Regions from separate parts of the Mus musculus genome. Here region 2 is linked to region 1. The links are chromatin loops, found by intact Hi-C in ENCODE. Cell type or tissue: left cerebral cortex. All regions are shown on one strand. Each heading gives the region's core, and the rest is flanking DNA. Links, peaks and the distances in the headings are about the cores only.

Region 1 (6,520 bases), core at 1,560-4,059:
AAGCAGCCTTCTCCTCTAGGCTAGGCGACAGAGAGCGAGGAGGGGGAGGGGAGGCCAGAGCCGTGGGAGTTCTCCGGGGCAAACTTTCCACCCAAGTTAGCGCCTTCCCTCTGTCCCCATTTCCCATCTGTTTCCTAGATCTCCCAGAATCACCTTTCTCTTTGGCTCCCCCCTCCCTCAGGCCTTTTTAAGGGATATGCAATTTAGGTTGTTCCCTCTGCTTTCCCAAAGAGCCAAATTCTTTGATGCAATCGGAGGGAGCTGTCAGGGGGCTAAGATTGATCGCCTCATCTCCTCTTGGTCCCTCTGACCCACTTATTTAAAAATCTTCCCCCAGCCGACTTTTCATTTTCAGCTTTGAGGCCTAGTTTCCCACCAATTTGCTTGTGGCTCTGAGGTTTTTTTGTTTTTGGTTTTTTTTTTTTTTTTTTTTTTTTTTGTTGTTTTTTGCCTCCTTCCTCTAGTAAATCACAATATTCTAAAATTGAGCCCATCATAGGTGCCTCACCATAGAATACATTACATTTTTTTTTCTCTCTGGAGGCCCAAAGCAGAATATAATCTCAGTGGTGGTCATTATCCCCAGCCCCCTCTCCCCCACCATCTTTAGGAAATGTTTTCTTACCAGGGATTTTAAAAGTAGCCCAAAGGCAAATACAGAGGGGGAAATCCCTTTGTCCAGAGGGCGACTGTGCACTGACTTTAGCTTTGAAAGTTAAGTGGATGGCTACTTTGGTGCCCTGGATAGAGACACAGATACACCTGGGGGCCTGTGAATACATCTGTCACCTTAGACCTTCTTAGACCCTCCTATTGCCAGGGTTGGGGTGTCACAGTGTGAGTACAGATGACCCCAACAGGAAGGCAAGTGGACATAAGAAACTGCTTGTAAATTCTGAGCAGAGACTAGAATCCAGGGCACATAGCAAGGGAGGTAGGCCCATGTCCCAAAGTGCTCCTGGAATCTATGTCCCTGCTGCGTGCCAGCTCTGTGCATTTCTTAAGTGTGAACTACTGCTTTCTGAGGGTGGGTGGGCTGCCGCTGCTGCTGGTGTTTAGTGCTGTCCTTTATCCATCTCCTTTCTGATTTCCCCCAAGGTATGGAAGCCTCTTTCTACTCCCACTTCCCCCTAAATGAGATTTTTTTTTCTTTTCTTTTGGGGGCTGAGGTGGTGGTAGGGTAAGAGGCTACTGAGGGCCACATAAAGAAAGCATATTAACTCACTCCATTTCTCCCTTAAATGTGGTTGTTTGCCACCACCACACAGTCTCTGAAGGGAAGGAAGAGGTTCTTTTGGCTTTTCTGGGAAAAGAGAGCCATTAGGGAGAGTGTAGGGTACTGATGAAGGAACAGGGGTAGAGGAGGAAGCCTCATGGTATCCAGGTCGTGGTCCTCTGGAGTTTTTGAATCAATTAAAGCAAATAATGCCTGTGTTTTCCACTAGGCCTAGACTAGCGATTGGCGGAGACCGGTCCCGTGACCATGAATTCCCTGCAATTTCGGCGGAGTCCTGGGTTTAATAGAGAGAGTCCCCATACGCTTGTATTTATCAGCAATATACAATTATAAAGGCCTAAATTTAAAAAAAAAAGAGAGAGAGCGAAATCTCCCCCCCCCCGCGAAATTGCTCCATTGCATAAACCTGGGGGGGGCGGGAGAGGGGGGTCCCTCTGATTCTCCCTCCTGACGCCCCCCCCAGCAGGCCCCCTCCCCCACCATTGAAAGCCATGAATTTTGAATTTGAGAGGGAGATTGGGTTTATAAACAGCCAGCCATCGCTCGCCGAGTGTCTGACTTCCTTCCCCGCTGTCTTGGAGACATTTCAAACTTCATCAATCAAGGAGTCGACATTAATTCCTCCTCCTCCTCCTCTGGAGCAAACCTTCCCCAGCCTCCAGCTCGGCGCCTCCACCCTTCAGAGACCAGGGAGCCAAAAGCAAGCCGGAGATGGGCCTGCTCTGCGGTCACCGCCGCCACTCCCCGTTGCCCCCCCAGCCCCCGAGTTCCCCTGGATGAAAGAGAAGAAATCCACCAAGAAACCCAGCCAATCCGCCGCATCCCCTTCTCCAGCCGCCTCCTCGGTCCGGGCCTCCGAGGTCGGATCACCATCAGGTGGGTAAACGTATTAGGGGCGGGGTGAGGGGCAGTTGGAAGAGAAGGGGAGAATGTGAGGTGATGGGGCTCCTGGTGGGGTTCCCTAGGTCGACGGATCTGGGGCGAGGGAAGCAGAGTATCCCGCTGGGGTTCAGGCCTAGCCACTGTTAGCTTCCCCACCCCCAGAAAATTTTGGAAGCTGATTGAGGGTGGGGAGGATGCTTTTTTTTTTTTTTTTTTTTTAAATGTGCTTAGAAAAAAATGATTCGATTGAAGGGTTTCCCCGGTTTCTGTGTAGAGGAATGAAGCGTGTCTGGGATTGAATCTGGAGCCTGGAAAAGATGCGATGCCTCTAGCTCTCCTAAAGCTAGGGAAGAAGAGGGAATTCAAAAGCTAGGAAGGAAAGGGGTGAAGAACAATCTATGATCCCTCTCTCCCCAGGTTGAGTTGGAAAGTTCTGAATTGAGGGGTCCATTGGGAGGACTTGGGGGAGGGAGACTCTGAGGTCCTGGGAGCTAAGAGAAATTGCTCCCCGCCCCCTACGTGGCCCGTGGGCGGCTCTGAAGGCACCGACTTGACCCGGGCCGGGTCTGCCTACGTGGAAGAGCACTAAAAAAAACCCCAAAGACACAGAAAGAAGCGCTGTGGGGGTGGGGTGGGAGCCCGAGTAGGACTGCTGAGAGTCTTTTAAGCCAAAGGGGTGCTCCCGATCTCAGCTAAACGGAGGCTGCGTTGAGACCTCTCTGATAACATAGGGGTGCTTCCCTCGCAGATGGCCCCGGATTGCCAGAATGCGGCGGCAGCGGCTCCCGCAGACTGCGCACGGCCTACACCAACACGCAACTGCTGGAGCTGGAGAAGGAGTTCCACTTCAATAAGTACCTGTGCCGGCCGCGTCGCGTCGAGATCGCTGCCTTGCTGGACCTCACCGAAAGGCAGGTCAAAGTCTGGTTCCAGAACCGACGCATGAAACACAAGCGGCAGACGCAGCATCGAGAGCCGCCCGAGGGAGAACCAGGCGGGCCGAGCGCCCAGGACGACGCGGGAGAGCCAGCCGAGGAACCCACGGTCAGCCCGGGCGACGTCGCGACTCACCGGCTGCGGGAAGCCTGCTTCCACCCCGCCGAGGCCGCGCAGGGACCCCGGGGCGCACCGCCGTCAGCGCTGCCTGCCACCACCCTGGAGAGTGTGGGCGCATCGAGCCCCGGCTGCACAATGCTCAGAGCCGGAGGCCGGCAGAGCGAGCCCCTACCCGAAGACGCCTGCCCCGAGCGGCAGGATTCGCCTTTTCTACCGGACCTCAATTTCTTCGCTGCAGACTCCTGTCTCCAGATGTCCGGAGGCCTTTCACCCAGCCTGCAGGGTTCTCTCGATAGCCCCGTGCCCTTTTCCGAGGAAGAGCTGGACTTCTTCACCAGCACGCTCTGTGCCATCGACTTGCAGTTTCCCTAACTGTTTTCCATCTTTGGTCCTTTCCGTCTGGTCCTCCTTGGCTGTTGGGGGCGGGGGGAATCGGGCCTTCTCCACTCGTGGATACATTTATGCCGTTTTGTTAAAATCCAGATAGTAACGAATTAGCGTTTCATTCACTCCTTTTCGCTTTTTAAAACCACACACAAAAAATTCCACTTGGTAAAACTCCTTCCAACGAAATCTCAGGAATAATTAAACTCTAGTGGGAGAGGGTTTTCTTACAAAGAACTAGAGGGACCTATTTTCCTCTTTTTTAAGTTTTAGATTGTAGATTATTTATTAAAATTGTTTAATAATAGGAAAGGGGGAAAGTATTTATTGTACATTATTTTCATAGCGTAAATAAATGTCTTTATAATATGAAAACGAGTGTTTGTGTTGGGATCTAGCTCTTTTTGCCAAGTCCCTACGGCCAGTCTTTGCTTTCCCACTCTCCGCTTGAAGTTGGTTTAGCTCTGGCTCAAGCGACCCAAGGGAAGGCATGGTCCCATCTCCCAGGCTGACAAAGTCCGGGTGGTACAAAAGGGGCCCTGCTTGGTGACTATTTCTTTGTCCAAGACACCAGGAAGAGTTTATGGAAGCTTGGTTCATCTGCAAACAGACCGTTTCCAGTCCTGCTAAGATGTTCCCTGGGTCCCTGCTTGGAAATAAATGTGGGGTGGGTGGAAAAACAGCGTTCTGGGGGGGGGGGTGCAGAAGCGGGTACAAGAAAATGTCTCAGAGGCCAGCTTTGAGCCTTGGAGGCTGCGCAGAGGGTTAAAAGAGTTGAAGGAGAAATCCTTGGGTTTGCTAGCCTGCGGGCTTTGAGTCTGCAAGCTTAGGCCGAGGCCTGCGCTGTGCGCCCGATGCTGCCTTGGGGCTCCAGGTCCTTGAGGACTAGAATGGGGCTTAGGAATTTTGTAGGGAAGAAGGGAGGCCCGGGCGTGGCAAGAGGCTTTTGGCTCACAGAAGTAGCACGGCGAGCGGCAGAGAGCGCGGGAAATAGGAACGATGCTCAAAATGGCGCTGGGCCGGGCGACTTGGAGCGCAGGAGAAGCAACTGCGGCCGCCATGACAGCGGCTGCGGGATGCTCGGGTCCCACTCCCGGCTCGCACCCACTCCCACTTTCTTGAGGCCAGATCTTTCACAATGAAGAAAAGATAGAAAGACAGTCTGGGAGCTTCCCGCCAATTGTGGGTTTTTATTTTATTTGAGAGAGAGAGAAAGAGAGAGAGAGCGCGAGTAGAGACCCTGTGCTGGGGAGGGGGAGCGAGCGTTGGGTCCTGGGACCACTTTACCCAGTGTGGCTTTTTGCTCTGGGCTTTGAAACCGTGCTAGGTCGTTTTCCAAATGCAAGCCCACCTGTCTTAACCAACAGCTTCATTTTCCATCCCAACACTTCTCCTGTCCTCTTGCCCCCCATAGTCCCCCTCCCAGCTCTGCAAACTCAGGAAAGGGGAGGCAGGGATCCTCTTCCCCATCTGCCTCTTAGTTTGTTCTCCAGAACCAGGAGATTTAAGGGACCCTGGAAAGCCATCCATCCTCCTCAGGTTTATTTAATATTTCTCAGGCTCAGAAACAGATACCTACCTCCCCGGTAGATGTTGCCTTTTTTTTTTTTAAGGCAGTTTATTTCCTAGGCCTCCCAGACTTTCCCCACAAACCAGCAGAAGCCAACGTAGGTGGTGACTTGGAACTCTAGGCAAACCCACTGCATTTCTTTTTTCCACGGGTCCCTCAGTGTGGGAAGTATACACGTTTTACTCAGCTGGCATTTAATCCCTTAAACTGTCTTAATATAGAATTCACCTCATGAATTAAATAATCTTATGTCATGTTAAATTGCACTTATTTCTCTCATAAATAAATTAATATAGAACAATTAGATGTGTTATTATAATAATATCGTGTATCTTATTAGTTTATTTTCTCTCATAAAATATATAGGTATGAAATAAATTTAATATATTAAAGTAATAATACACAGCTTATTGGCTTGTGTGTTTATTTTCCTCATAAATAAGTGAATATATAATATATTAAAACCACACTATACATCTCATTGGACTGTGTGTTTATTTCTCCATAAAATATGTCCACAGGCAGTGTTTAACATCTTAAAAATCACAGCACATAGGCCATCTCTATGCTAGCAAAATGAAAGAGACTTATCAGCTGGGGCTTTGATTTTCTATGGATAGCCAAACTAGATAATTTAGTCTAATTAAAAATGTTCTTGCAGCTATACCAGGTTGCTGCAAAGATCAAGAATACCAGAAAGATCTCACTAATTACCCACCTTCCAGCTTTTTTTTTTTTTTTTTTTTTAAACATCCTTTATCAATGCCAAAAGGCAGGAGCTGCAGAGGAGCTCCATCCAGGGATGCTGGTCTGTAATACCCAGGGATCCCTTCTGTCATTTCTGTAGATGCTGGGTTGCTCCATGGCTCAGCAGTACCAGCATTACCTGAGCTAGTTAGAAATGCAGAATATTAGGCCCCACTCCAGACCTACAGAACCTGAACCTGCAATTTAGCAGATTTCTAAATGATTTATAGATACATTAACGTTTAAAGGACTGCTAGATTACATTGCTATCTTGCTTTCTGTTCTCCCCCACACTTAAGAATGTTTGAGAGCTGGGCTCGGTGGTACACACCTATAATCCTATAGTCCTAGGTAAGAGGACTACATAGTCTAGGCTGTCTTAAAATAGAAAAAAGTTGGGCATGATAGCTCACACCTGTAAACCCAGGCCTCAGTAGGCTGAGGCTGGGGGACTGCAGTGAGTTTGAGGCAAGACTGATTTACATAGACTTACATATGGACTTCAAGGTCAATATGGACTACAGAATGAAAGTCTATCTCAGAAAACAAAGACAGAAACAAAACAGGTAAAAAAAAATAAAAAAAATAAACCTCAAAAGGGGATGTGGGGGTTGGAAAGCTAGTTGACTCAGCGGGTAAGAGCT
Region 2 (6,520 bases), core at 1,616-4,115, 85 kb before region 1:
CTGTGAAACCAGAGTCCTATCGTATGCCAGCAGAGTGACTGTTTCAGCCTTATTGTTTGTGCCCTAGAATTCACGGTGCCTTCTAACCCTGACTTTCTCCATCAATTTTTTTTTCCTCAGTTCTACTTGGCTCCACTCTCCTGTCTACTCCCCTGTCTCAAGGCTGGGGTTGCCTTAGAGTTGGATATCTGAGAGCTGCCTGGGAGTCTGGGTAACCCTGGAGCCCAGGGCCTGGCCAGATGGTGAGTGTGTGCGAATCTCCCTAGCAGTTTGAAGTTAGGAATCCTTTTCATCTGGGGAGCCCTCCAACTCCGGTCTGTGCTGAGAGGCCAAGTAGGTATCTCACAAAGGCCCTGGCCGGGCTTAGACCTGGGCCTTGGTCAGGATTCTTGAAGTCAGTTCTGGATTTCTGGGTCCAGTACTTCAAATTCCTGGTTAACTAGCAGCGGACCTCTGTTAGGAAAAAGTGGAAGAAAACAAGTTAAGCAGAGGAAGTAAATTGCGTGGCCATTTTAGCTCACGGGGGGGTGCCCCAGTGAGCCCTCACCCGCCAGGCAGCTTGAGCCGGGACTGTTGAGTGAAGTAGGTAGTTTCATGTTGTTGGGCCTGGCTTTCTGAACACAACGACATCAAACCACCTGATTCATGGCAGTTACTGCTTCTTGCTTAGCTGGGGGAGTTCGGTAGGGTTCCTCAGGACTGGCGTGTCAGTTCCCCCTGCAAAATAATAAAACAGGCTTGAGGGTCCTCAACTGAGAATAGCAAAGATGTTCCCTCAAGAAGAAACCTGGGGAATTCTGAGGATGTCTCTTCACCTTTTAGAGATAGATGGGTAGGTAGACAGAGAGAGGGAGAGGGAGAGGGAGAGGGAGAGGGAGAGGGAGAGGGAGAGGGAGAGGGAGAGGGAGAGGAGAGGGATAAAATGTGAATATTGTTATCTCTCAAAGGCAATGTAGGGGTTAAGCTCTTTTGCTGCAAAGTCAAGGATAACAGTCAGGGCTTCAAGCCTTTGGGTTGTAGGCTCCTGTCTGCAGCCAGATCTTCCCTGAAAGGTCTCTGCACAGAATTGGTTTCCAACAGGGCTACGGGGGTGGGGTGGGGGGGTGGGGGGTTGTCCTCTGAGTCTTTGTAATCTTTGGATGGGGGGTGGGGGAGCTATACCTCAGCCAAAGTTTGAAGCTCCTCTAAGGAGCCAGTAGGTCCCAATCCCAAAGAGAAAAATCAAGACCCTTTGCAGTCTCAGCCTTCAGGTTGTCAGGGTTCCTTCTAGGGCCCCCTAGTGGGACAGGGCTTCCTGTGTGTGTGTGTGTGTGTGTGTGTGTGTGAGAGAGAGGGGGGGGGGTATGAGGAGTCCTTCCTTTCCTAAATTCTAGTTGGCTCTTTACCCACTAGCTGAGCTGGCCTGTGGGTTCACACAAAGCCTGAGGACCTCCAGCCTCTGGGAGAAGGGCCTAACCAGCAGGGGAATCTAAACTGCTAGGTTACTCAGTATGTACAGCCTGCTGTAATGGCGGGATTAGAGTCCGGACAGGGTAAGGCAGTTTGTCCTCTCTGACCCTAGCCCTTCAAGGCTGCTGCTGGCTCTGTGCCCAGGAAAGAAGTTCTTTGGAGTGCTGGTGGGAAGAAGGACTTGCCAACGAATAGGCTAACTTTTGTTCCTAAACCCGTTCCCTGCTTGAGGCAGAGGAAATGTGCAAGGGGCCCATGAAAGAGGCCCTGACCGGATGGGACTCGGCGCCAGGCTGATTTAGATTCGGGGTGGGGGGGGTTGGGGGAGTGGGGATCGGTGGGTTGGGAGGGGGCATTGAACAAGAGGCCTCTGCAATGGCAGAAAGCACAGAGAGACCCACTCCCAGTGCAGAGCAGTCTTTCTACAACTCACTGCTCTGATTAAAAAAAAAAGAAAAAAGAAAAAAAAAGGACCTTAGACAATGTCCTATGACATCTGCGTATCTTCCTCTGTGGGCTAAGGGGGTCTGGGATGTTCCTGCTGCCTTACCTTGCTTCTTTGAGGACTACTTAGAAACCCAAACAGGCAACAGAAGCCTGGCCACCTTCCCTCCCTTGGTTCCCCACCCACCCTGGCCACCTCCTCCCAGGAAAAGTGCTGTAAAAAAATAAAAAAGAAAGAAAGAAAAAAGAAAAAAAAAAAGAAAAAGGGGGGATTTAAGAGAGAAAGGAGGAAATAAAGTCTTTGGAAAGCAGAGAGTTTTACAACAGCCAAAGGTTTTATGGAAGCAATTATGTAATAGCTTTCTACCTGCTCAGAACCCTTTCCGCTCTGCCTGCCGCCCACTGCCCACTCCGTTTGGTCTCCTTGATGCCTCCTCCCAAAGGACTCAGTCACCTCCCACTGTCTTGGATATCTGTGATGGCTGAGAGTTGGTAAGAAGATTCCTCAGGTCCAATGGGGCCACTGACCTCTGACATCCTATGCCGGATGACAGAAGATTTCGTTATTTTTCAATTAAGACCCTTCCTTGGGGTTGTGGAAGCTCCCAGGTTTGAGTCCCTGTGTACAGAACTTGATACCTGTTTGGAAATTATTTTGGACAAAGGGCGTGGGTTCTGGGATCTTATTTTTCGCCTCCAATGTCTAATGGAACATGTATCTTCAAACCTCACTGTATCCCAGAGTAGGTCTGGAGTCTAACCTGGGGCTCAGAAGAAATGTCTCCAGTGCCTGGGGACTTTAACAAGGTTGTTGTATGCAGCAGTGTTTTGTCCTTCACAGTGCTATAACCTTCACAGTCACCTGAGGACTGACACACTCAGTTGGCTCCTTTCCCTTCACACTTGTACAAGATACAAATAATAATATCTCCACCCTTATCCCCTTCAATACCATGAAATAAGTGTCACATAGTGCATGCTGTCTCTGCCGGCTGGGGGAAGATACGAAGTAAAAAGTAAAAAGATTTCATGGCTGGATAACAAAAGTCACCAAATTTCATGACCTTTTCTGGGTCAGTTGGAGGTATTTGTTTCATCTTCCATTAAAATGTTCCAGCAGGACACTGTAATTGAATCCAGCTTTAAGTCACACACATTTGTTTGAAGATGTAGTATGAATTTTGCTTGGATACTAAGTTAGGAGGCAAGATTCACATCAGCTTTTGTATAGCCAAAATTTAGACATTAATATCCAGGTTTTTGTCTTCCCTATAGGTGTATTGTTTTTTTAAAAAATATATGCACACCAGCTTTGGGGTTATATTTAAAAAAACAAGACATAATCACTGTTAGCATTCATTATTCACATAACCACATATGAACAATTAGATCTTAAATGCCTATGCCCCGACACATTTAGTATTACAGTTGGAAAGATAATTGTATATCCTATAAAGGTATATAATAGAGCATATTTGACCTCTAGACTCCCTTACAGAAATATTAGTTTGAAACAGACACGCAAGTCAAATACATCTGCTTAAACCCAGAAGGCATCAATATCAGCTGTAGCTTATCACCTAAAAACAAACTATTTTCTCTTTTCTCACAGTTTTCTTCCCCCCCCCTTGTACTCCCATTTCAATCTCTAGATTTTCTCTTCTTACTGACAGAGACACCCTCACCCCACCTCCCACCAAAGACTCTCCCAAAATGCAGGCACTTACCCCGGCTGGTTGTGGTCAGCAGCAGCCTCTCTTCTTGGCTGCCCTGGGCCCCAGTGTGGTCCAGAGGTTTTGCCTTCCTGTTTTTGTTTGTTTGTTTGTTTGTTTTCATGCTACATGCCACTAGCCCCAGCTGTGTTCAGCCAAAGCTCCAGTGTAAGACATGACAAGGGGCTTTAGGGGATGTGGGGTTTCCTTTCTCTCTAGGACTGGAGGTGGCTTGCAGAGAGCTTTGCTCTCTGGACAGAGTGACCCCACTGTAATGTGACTTTTGTTAAGTATCTGTAGGTCCTAGGGGCCACAATTCTGTGTGTTCTGGCATGGTGGGTACCATTGCCTAGGAAGGGAAAAAGATTTGAGGGGTTCCAGGGATCACCAAGCATTTCAGCAAGGGGCCACCCACCCTGGTGACCATTTTGTCCTTTGCCTCTGTTGAAGCTGAGCTCAAGTTTGAGGCAGCAATCCCTTCTGGAAAGCTTGCAGCAAGGGTGAGACTCCTTGCTGCTGCTGCTGCTGCTGCTGCTGCTGTCTTCCCCTGGAGGGGGTGAGATGGGGTATACACCCCAGGGATGAGGGGGAAAGTTCATTCTCTTCTGTAATCACCTCTCCAGAGAAGACAAGCTTCCCAAATCTGTCTCTTCCACTTTGTGTGCCCCCCCCCCCCGCAATCCCCAGCATCTTCTTACTTAGAAAAACTACTTCTTACTTAGAAAAGAGGCCTGGGTCTCCTCTTCACCCATCAGTGATTCCAGGAGGGATTAAGAACGGCTCCCTGGGCAGCTATAACCCACAAATATGAATTTAAACGGATTATCTCCCTCTTACAGGGCACAAGCCAGGAGCCCAAAGGTTCTTCCTCTGATCCTTTCTCTAAACTAAACCAGTGAAGAATCTGCAGCAAAGCCCGGGAGAGGAATGGGAACCAGGAGGGCAGCGGGCAGAGCCCAGCGCCTATACAGCTTGGGTCTTAAAAACAGCCTTGCTCCATCACGTTTCCATAAATAAAAGAGCCCCGGCCCAGAGTTCACATGTCCTTTTGGGCCCTAATTTATATACTACAGAAAATCATATACCCACCTCGACATGCTTCATAACGCTGTTATTTATGGCTGGGGAGGGGATTTTTTTTTTTTTGGCCTGAAGACTATATTTATTACAGGTAAAACTGATGGCAGATTTCATAGGACTAGCAAAGCAGGAACAGGTGCTCTGCCCTAACTATGATTCATTCGCTCCAGGCCCAGCTTCTTGCTGGCAGATCCGGGAAGCTCTCTTGACTTTTCCAAGCGTCCAACCGCTACTTAGAAGAATTTGCATCGGATTTTTGTTTCCCCATTTGGATACTACAGGGAAAAAAATAGATCTTCACGCTGTTTGGTTCCGGATCTGCTGGGCTGTCGCTCTCCAAGAGCGTGGGTGGAATTGAAGGGGCCGGCTGGGCGCCCGCATTGATCTTTAAAAAATCATTTTGAAATCGCCATAATGTGAAGAAATATGGCGCTTCGCCCTCGTATTTCACACGTAATGACACGAGATGGCTTCATTTAGAAAGACAAGCGGGCGGGACTGTGTGTGTGCTCTCGGAGGTGATCCGCAGCCTTCCACTGGGCAGTAGGGGTACTGGCTAAAAACATATTGACCCCCAAGTTAGAACGGTTCCACTTTTTCTAAAAGAAGGGGAGGCTAAGGAGGGAGTCATGGCCCCCGGAGCAGTCTGCCTAATAACGGTCCAGACTCAGAGAATAGCCAAGAAATCTGTCTTTAAACCTAACCCGAGGAAACCAAGCCTGTCTAGGGGCCCGGCCTCCCAGAGCACCACACCGGGGGAGGCGCCTGCACCCAGGCAGAAGCTGTAGAGGCAAGAGCTGGGAGAGCCGCCAGGAAACCAGCCCGTGGCCTCGGGGGAGTCCCTGCGCAGGGCCGCAGATTAGCTGCTAATAAAATGCACTATTTGTAATCTCCACGAGAGGATTGTAGGCGAGAAGGCGGCGGGTGGGGGAAACGGACTGATGCCGGGGACTCCTCTGTACTTGCTACCGTCCTATGTCAGTATTTGGACCTTTTCCAGAGCGGCAATTCCGGGTGAAAAGCGCTAGAGTGCTGAGAATTTAGCTGGCCTCTTTCCCTTTTTGGATGGAAAGGAAGGTAACCCGGTGTTCCTTACTGTGCCGTTTGGGGAGTCTTCTTCCCCTTCTCCTTTAATCATTTCCCACATTAGCCCTCTCATCTGGACATTTTTAAGGGTCTCAGAGATTCCTGGATGAAGGACAAGAAATGACCATGGACCCAGCCTTTCACAAAGGCCCAAGAAAAATTTTAAGGAGTTAAACAAGACTGGTTAGTCTCCCGAAACTCTAGTTCCAGGGCCTGGTGTGTCTCTTTGGCCTTAGGCAGGCTATAATTTCAAGACAGATAATGATTCTTTGGACACTAGTCCCCTTTCGCCTCTCTCAGCTGCTAAAGGATCAAGGGAAGAGCCTAGTCACGTAAATCTCCCCAAATTGTGCCCTGAACCCCCTCCAAAGAGGATAACTGTCCTATAAAAGCCCCAACTTCTTTCTCATCCTTTTACTTCATCTCCTGTGGGTCGCTGTACTGCTGTTGTTTAATAAACATCTCTGTCAAGGGGACAGAGGACAGGAAATGAGGGCCCGCGGGGTGGAGGTGGAGGTGTTGGGGGGGGGCGACAAGACTACCTCCTCTTTAATTACCCTGTCGGGCCTCTCCCGCAGCTCTGAGGCTGGGGCGCTCTCCCTCCCTGTATGCTGGTCCTCCCCCCCCCCCCAATCTGCCTGGGGAGAGGGCTCCTCAGCCTGCGTCCCTCCTGAGGCAGCCCGCTGCTTGCCTCCGCCTCTCCTCCGCCCCCATCGCCCCATGTTGAGAACCCCCCTTCCTGTAAAAGC

Evidence for each region. Hi-C counts contacts between places; a loop is a spot of excess contacts. Peaks named below come from ENCODE experiments on the same cell type or tissue, not always from the same donor. Only the 100,000 strongest peaks of a DNase experiment are listed, where the experiment ranks them.
Region 2: a loop joins it to region 1, with 2.6 times the contacts of the local background. A loop is called at or near these places in 2 of 42 quality-filtered maps.

The regions. Positions count from the first base shown.
Region 1 is chr11:96,350,083-96,356,602 of GRCm38, forward strand. It overlaps Hoxb2 (homeobox B2), which reads left to right and starts at 1,550. Exons shown (of 2, transcript NM_134032.2): 1 at 1,550-2,113; 2 at 2,868-3,934. The coding sequence starts at 1,729. The coding sequence ends at 3,547. Hoxb3os (homeobox B3 and homeobox B2, opposite strand) reads right to left here and starts at 3,312. Exons shown (of 4, transcript NR_155303.1): 1 at 2,978-3,312. In left cerebral cortex, for the core only: no CTCF peak of the experiment used is centred there; DNase peaks (open chromatin) are centred at 2,983, 3,211, 3,440 and 4,046.
Region 2 is chr11:96,264,604-96,271,123 of GRCm38, forward strand. Gm51876 (a long non-coding RNA gene) reads right to left here and starts at 4,448. Exons shown (of 3, transcript XR_003949606.1): 1 at 3,621-4,448; 2 at 548-717; 3 at 238-453. It overlaps Mir196a-1 (microRNA 196a-1), which reads left to right and starts at 561; the gene lies at 561-662. In left cerebral cortex, for the core only: no CTCF peak of the experiment used is centred there; no DNase peak of the experiment used is centred there.